2 separate regions of the Homo sapiens genome follow, and region 1 is linked to region 2. Evidence: chromatin contacts called from ENCODE Hi-C or POLR2A ChIA-PET data. All regions are on one chromosome and are shown on one strand. The core of a region is the stretch at or near the end of the contact, and the rest is flanking DNA. Distances in the headings are between cores, read along the strand shown.

What was found. Hi-C counts contacts between places; a loop is a spot of excess contacts on that map. ChIA-PET counts read pairs that join two places held with the same protein, here RNA polymerase II (POLR2A).
Region 1: a map of heart right ventricle shows a loop between it and region 2 (12-fold over the local background). The contact joins two enhancer-like sites. A Hi-C loop is called at or near these places in 1 of 168 maps with a recorded cell type or tissue (heart right ventricle). POLR2A ChIA-PET finds 5 or more read pairs at or near these places in 1 of 52 experiments (naive thymus-derived CD4-positive, alpha-beta T cell).

What each region holds. Positions count from the first base shown.
Region 1 is chr4:83,568,693-83,572,451 of GRCh38, reverse strand. The region is part of intron 2 of GPAT3 (glycerol-3-phosphate acyltransferase 3); the gene reads right to left. Among named protein-coding and RNA genes, the nearest start is that of GPAT3, 34 kb to the right of the region's middle. Within about 2 kb of position 2,316, at least 3 of the 41 ENCODE cell types and tissues checked have a DNase peak (open chromatin) inside an H3K27ac peak, as active enhancers do.
Region 2 is chr4:83,229,027-83,232,543 of GRCh38, reverse strand. No RefSeq gene overlaps it. Among named protein-coding and RNA genes, the nearest start is that of COQ2, 54 kb to the left of the region's middle. Within about 2 kb of position 1,465, at least 7 of the 41 ENCODE cell types and tissues checked have a DNase peak (open chromatin) inside an H3K27ac peak, as active enhancers do.

The DNA.
Region 1 (3,759 bases), core at 1,067-3,566, 340 kb before region 2:
CTGTTGAATTTGGGTGATGGGTATAAGGTGACTAATTGTACTATTCTTTCTACTTTTAAAAAATTAATACTATGCTTAAAAATGCACTTAAGAAATTTGTTGGAGATATCAGCTTAGCTGAGGATCAATTTCCTCATCTAAATTTTAATAAACCATTTGCTCATTCATTCAGTTAGTCAATATATAAAGAGTGACAGGCACCAGACAAGATACTAAGTTATAAGGGAAAGGGAGAGAAAAGGGTTGAGCTAACTCAGTGGTTCTCAAGCTTGGCTGCATTCCATAATTCTCTGTGGAATCTTTTAAAAAACAGACACCAGGGCCCACTCCCAGATATATTAAACTAAAATGTCAGCTACATTTTAAAATATATATATGAAGCCAAGCGCAGTGGCTCACATCTGTAATCCCAGCACTTTGGGAGGACAACGGGGGTGGATTACCTGAGGTCAGGAGTCTGAGACCAGCCTGGCCAACATAGTGAAACCCCCGTCTCTACAAAAAACACAAAAATTAGTCAGTGTGATGGCAGGCACCTGTACTCACAGCTACTTGGGAGGCTGACACAGGAGAATTGCTTGAACCCGGGAGGCAGAGATTGCAGTGAGCCGAGATGGCACCACTGCACTCCAGCCTGGATAAAAGAGGGAGACTCCATCTCAAACAACAACAACAAAACTATATATGTGTATATACACATATATATATATGCGTGTATATATATATATGTGTGTGTATATATATGTGTGTGTGTATATATATATATACACATATATATATGAGTGGGGGAAAACTATAAGGAAATACATTAAAATATTAGGCTTTTTCTGATTAATAAGTATTTCATATGGCTGATTTTTAACTTATTTATACTTCTGCAATGTCTAATTTTTCAACAAAGTATATATACTTTGTTGAAAAATACTTACATTGAGAAAAATACTTAAGATGTTATTTTTAAAACTATAATGAGATACTACTACATACCCACAAAAATGGCTAAAATTTTAAAAGGCCAAAAATACCAAGTGCTGGAGATGCTAGGGACCAACTGGAACTCTCAAACTTTGCTGCTGAGAGTGCACAAACATTTTAGAATACCATGTAGCAGTTTCTAATAAAGTTCAACAAATACTTGCTTACCCTATGGCACAGACAGTCATAAGAATGTCTGTACAATGTTTATAGCAGCTTTATTCCTAATGGCTAAAAACTGGAACTAACCCAATTATCAATCGACATTATAATAAATAAACAAACTATTGGTATTATATAAAGGAATACTCCATAGCAATTATTTTTAAAAATCCACTGATTCATGCAACATGGAGAAATCTCACAACTATTATACAGAGTGGGAACAAAAACAGACACAAAGAATATATAATGTATGATTTCATTTATGTAAATGTCAAAAACAGTAAAAACAGACGATGACAGAAATCAGAAGAGAGAGTACCACTGGGACTGAGAGATGAAGGGCAGATACTGAGCAGGGGCTTAAGAGAACTTTGAGATCATAAATGTGTTCTTTAGCTCGATTGGGGTAATCACATGAGCCTACAAATATGTAAAAAATCATGTATCTGAACACTGAATATGTGCATTGTAACAGATGCAAATTATACCTCAATTTTTTTTTAATCAGAAAAAAAAGATTACCTTTAAGAGTTCTCCCAAGCTGGGCACAGTGGCTCACGCCTGTAATCCCAACACTTTGGGAGGCCAAGGCGGGTGGATCACCTGAGATCAGGAGTTCGAGACCACCCTGGCCAACATAGTAAAACCCTGTCTCCACTAAAAATATGAAAATTAGCCAGGCATGGTGGTGCACATCTGTAGTGCCGGCTACTCAGGAGGCTGAGGCAGGAGAATCACTTGAACCCAGGAGGCGGAGGTTGCAGTGAGCCGAGATCGTGCCGCTGCACTCCAGCCTGAGTGACTGAGCAAGACTCCGTCTCAAAAAAAAAAAAAAAAAAAGAGTTCTCCCAAATTTCTAGCTATAGTTTCAATTAAAGGCTCTAGCCAATCCTATCTTCCCATGTATATTTTAAAATCTTCCTTCCTAAACTAAAAGGCAGCTGACATTGACTGAGTGTCTCCTGATGCCAGGCTGTATATAAAACCCTTGACACCTACACTTTTGTAGTCTTCGCAATCCTATGAGGTATTCTGTATTATCTCCAACTTATACATGAGGAAATTAAAGTGCAGAGGGGTTGAGTAACTTGCCTGGGGCCAGAGAGAAGAAGGAACTGAGACAGGATTTGCAACCAAGTCGGTGACTCCAAAACCAAGTGCTTCCTCATATGTTATTGCCTCAAGTTTCACATCGCTCTAACCAATACCTGCCCACTGACGAATCCCAAATATGTAAGATATTTCTCGTCAATACAACACCACCCCCAGTTCTTCCTTGCTAAACAGAAAGCCCTGAGTAGCAGCTCTTCCTAGCATTTCTCCTACCTTTGAGGGAAGAAAGATAACTTTAATTGATACAAGAAAATCTATATATGGCCCCTATCTAACATTAATCTAGACATGCACTTACAATTCACTTACACGTGATCATTCTTCCCAGAAAGTTGTGACACAATTCACCCTTTTTTTTTTAACTGAGGCAGGAATCTTTTACAGCTTGGAACCCACTTAAATTCCTCTCATTTAGAATCTCTGGGCCATCCTACAATAAGCCAAACAAACAAACAAACAAAACCATGCCCTGGGCAGTGGTGCACCAAGTGGTCCCCAGTGCTGTAGTTCAGCCAGGTCCACGTTGTCCAAGGAGACCGTTCTGCCCTCTGCTAAGACTCTGTAACATCAGTGCACAGGCATCCTGCCAGTATCCTTACTCTTCAAGGCCTCTACACGGCAGAAGCAGCTTCCCTACACATCTCACAGATGACATAGTCAAGGTTTAGAAAGGATAATCCCCCTTGATTTGTTGTTGGTGTTATTGTTCTTAGATATATTCTCACACCTTCTACCATTTTTACATCTTTATTAACCTGGACCGTCAGCCAGGCAAGGTTTATAGAAAATGGTCTCTCTTTTTTGGTCCAAAGAGCCAAGCAGCCCTGCTATATTCTTCTCAGTCATCACTCCAGGTTTCAGTTCAAGGTCTTTGAGCAAAAGACAGATTGACCATGAAGCCAGTAAGGTTAAACTTCAGGGTCCAAACTTGCATAGGCTCCTTCCAAGGTCCTGTACTTACTTTTGCATGGATCACTTTGTATTCCTTATTAAAGAAGGCCTCTAAATTGCATAAGCTTTAAGCCCCCACAAGACCTGGACTTGCCCCTACCTCTGAATAACATTATCATTTTGTTGATACAAACAACAGATCTATGTTAAACCATTCACCTTACAAATGAAGCTGATTTAGGAGAAATACTTAAGATGAGAGAACCAACTGATTACCAGTAAGCATTAGAACACTGGGAGGTCACAGACACACATAACATCTTTCCACTTAATTTCACATATTATGAATAGTATTTTATCTATTTAATGGTTACATTAGCAATGTACTAGTAAGAGAGGTTGCTCCTTGTTAGGCAGTTTTGTGGTTATTTTAAGGTTTTAAGTTTCTCAGTTATTGGAAGTGGGGGAATTGAAGAGGATGACAAATGAAAAATGTGAATACAGGCCGGGCGTGGTGGCTCATACCTGTAATCCCAGCACTTTGGAGGCTGAGGTGGGTGGATCACCTGTCAGGAGATCGAGCCTATCCTGGTTAACATGGTGAAACCCCGTCTC
Region 2 (3,517 bases), core at 216-2,715:
TTTCCCAGTCATTATTCTTTCCCACAATCCCCTCCCAATAATTAGTCCAGAGGTAGGTCTGGGTTCCCATGGTGGCAGGATATTCAAATATCTCAAGATGGCTCACCATGTCATGAATGACATCTTAATTAATCAGTCTTCAAACAGGGGACACAGTGAGAATAAGGACTCCATGTTTCCTGATCTCAAAACACACTTGAGAGTTAAGAGCATGGGAATGACACTTCTGTGAATTACCACTTGGTGCCTGTTCATTTTTCTCTTCTGAGCAAAGTCCTCTCTTGTGAAATTCTAATACTTTGCATAGAATATTCAGAATTTCCAGACCTCATCGTTGAAGATTTCTTTTGCCTTCACAGTCATAAATATGTTGTAAGATTTGTGTTCCCAAGATCAAAGACAGGTCTCACAAGGGGTCCCCTGCTCTACTACCAGGACACCAACATTTGTTCTTGGTGCATCTTACATCAGCAATCTTTGAAATTCATTAGGTGAGGTCCTATATCCTTTGTTGTATCAGTCATCATCCCCAGCACAGGTTAAACCTCAGATTTCTCCACTCTAAGTGTCCTTGCCCTCAGGGAGGGTGACAGGATGTGGGGTTTCTTTCCAATGTTTTAGGACACACTCATAGCAAAACATGTCCACATCCTGTTGCAATCAGTGTGGTCAAATAGTGTGGAACAAATCAGCCCTTCCTGATATCTTCTGCATCTGAGGCAACCGTGTCCCTTATATGATGTCTGTAGTCAAAGGTTAGACTAGACTAGACAAAGGTTGGTTAGAAAACCAACTCTCAACCACAGACCTTGGTAGTTTCACAACTGTTTTTAAATAATCTCTTACTTCCTCCTTCCTCTCCCTTATCAATGGGGAAATGGTGGGAGTCTCTGGAGCAGAAGCCATAAGCTAATGAAATGTCATGGGACTGGACACACTAATGTTAAGGTCTATGGGCTTTACATCCACAGTTCCAAAAATCTGTCATCTCAGAGCATTAGCATCCAGCTATTTTTTTTTTAGTTTTTGTAGAGATGGGGTTTCACCATATTGGCCAGACTGGTCTTGAACTCCTGGCCTCAAGTGATCCACCTGTGTCGGCCTCCCAAAGTGCCCTGAACCAATACGCCTGGCCAAGTGTGTCTCTCTTTAAATAACTCTCCCCCTTTTTTTCTGTTCCACATCATCCTGTTTGGAAGATAGAGATTTCATTTTGCAGCACTTCTCCCAAACACTTGTCATCTTCCCTTTGGGAGTCTCTGTCCAGGGAATCTTATTATTTAGGAAAAATTTTTAGATGTGTCTTACCAAAGTCTCGGATATATATCTAATGATGTCCAACTCTCCCTATCATGAACTCTAGAATAACCTGACCACTTTTGCCCATGGGTTTCTGTCACTTCTACTTTTCAGACTGGTTCCTTCCGGTGGCCAGCATTTGGTACTTCCTCTACTTTCTGTGAAGACTCTCATTTAGTTAAAAAAAAGAAAAAAAAAATTACTGATGCCGTGGAGCATAGTATTTGTAGATACAAAGGACCTCAGAGGTCAGCCCCTCTCACTTGTTATATGAGGCATCTAAAGTTCTAAGGACTGAGATGTTTGCCCAAGGTCATGTAGTTAATAAATATCATCTATATCAGGCCACTTCGTATGATTGGGCAGGATGTTTATTACCAAAAAGCAACCACCTGACGGGTGAGTAGGGACCAAAATCCAGTCTGTGCTCCTCTTGCCTTGCCAAGCTGTGAGTCCTGCTTAGGACTCTATGCCACACCCCACCACCAGAGAAAAAGGCCTCTCTGTGATTTTTATAAAGGCACTATTTGGCTAATAGTGACGCTAATCTATATGTAAACTTTTCTTCTAATTATCTCAAACCTAAGTGTTAGAAAAAAGTTAATTAGGAAGAAACTTTGCATTTTTATTTTAAAGGAATTAGTATCCTATAACTTTTATGTTCCTAACAATTCTTACATCTTTTTCAAATGCTATTTGTTAATTCTTAAGCAATCTTGGCATTCACAGATTGGGTTGTTTGTTTGTTTGTGGAAACAAGGTCTCACTATGTTGCCTAGGCTGGTCTCAGACTCCTGGGCTCAAGCAGTTCTCCCGCCTCAGCCCCCCAAAGTGCTGGAACAACAGGGATGAGCCACCATGCCTGGCCAGATTTGATCATTTTTGCTTCACCTACTCAAATTATGGGGATGGGGTACAGATTCATTTTTGCTTCACCTACTCAAATTATGGGGATGGGATACAGGTTCAGACTAGGGTCTCAGGATCCAGGACTCTGCTTGAGAATAAGAAGGGCTGGCCCAGGGTTATAGGGTGGAACCAAAGAGAGACTTATGCCCCCACCCACATAAGGGCAGCTTTCTGTCTGATACAAAGGACCTAGTCCAAGGAGACAAGAACTTAATCACAAGGGAAAAGTCTGGAGTAGAGGACAGGACAGAGAGTAGTTCAGAGGCAGACGCTGGAAAGATTTCCTGAGACAAAGGTTCCTGGGGAGTGTTCTTTTGTAGGGGCCTCCTGTGTGCTTTGGATAAAACTGGAAAGTCCAAAAGGCCTAGTCAGCCTGCAGAGCTCCGAGGCAATGCAACAATGCCACTGGAGGTCAAGAGGAGGCGATGACATCAGAGACCAATGACCTGGTTTCAGTGGGACAAAACACTGCAACAAGAGCCCAGCAAGTGCCCACTGGGCCAAACAAAAGCCCACTGTGAACCAGCCACAACACCACCAATGCCACGTGAGTGCATAAACTTTCCCTCTCCCCAAGGCCATCTTGGCTAAGGGAAGAGGAGAGAAGAAAATGCCTAAAACGCTGAGCATTTCCCCAAAAGAGATTAGGTTAACCCCAAAGTAGACTCTGGCTACCTTTACTTGGAAAGTTTATGTTTGGTGATCTACCTTCACTTCATCACTCTATCTCGCCATCAGAGGAAACGGGGCCTTCTGGACAAGAAGAGAATAGTTACAGAAAACAAGAAGGCTACGTGTTCAAGCTTTGAATTCAACTTAACCCCATTACACCTGGTCCCTCGGATCCCAGAGGACATGCTTTGCACATTATTCAGAAGTTACAGAGTTCAAATATAAACGTAGATGACTCTTTTGATGCCCTTGAGGTTGGCTTTTATGCATCAAAAAAGGTTATTCAGAGGTTACTTAGCTTTAAAAATTAATATTTAATTTACTAAAGTTACAACTTAAAAACTTCGCTTACCGCCAGGCATGGTGGCTCATGCCTGTAATTCCAGTACTTTGGGAGGCCAAGGCGGGCGGATCACAAGGTCAGGAGTTCGAGACCAGCTTGGCCAACATGGTGAAACCCCATCTCTACTAAAAATACAAAAATTAGCTGGGCATGGTGGTGCACGCCTGTAATCCCAGCTACTCAGGAAGCTGAGGCAGGAGAATTGGTTGAACCTCGGAGGCGGAGGTTGCAGTGAGCCAAGATTACCCCACTGCACCCCAGCCTGGGTGACAGAGCGAGCGAGACTCCATCTCA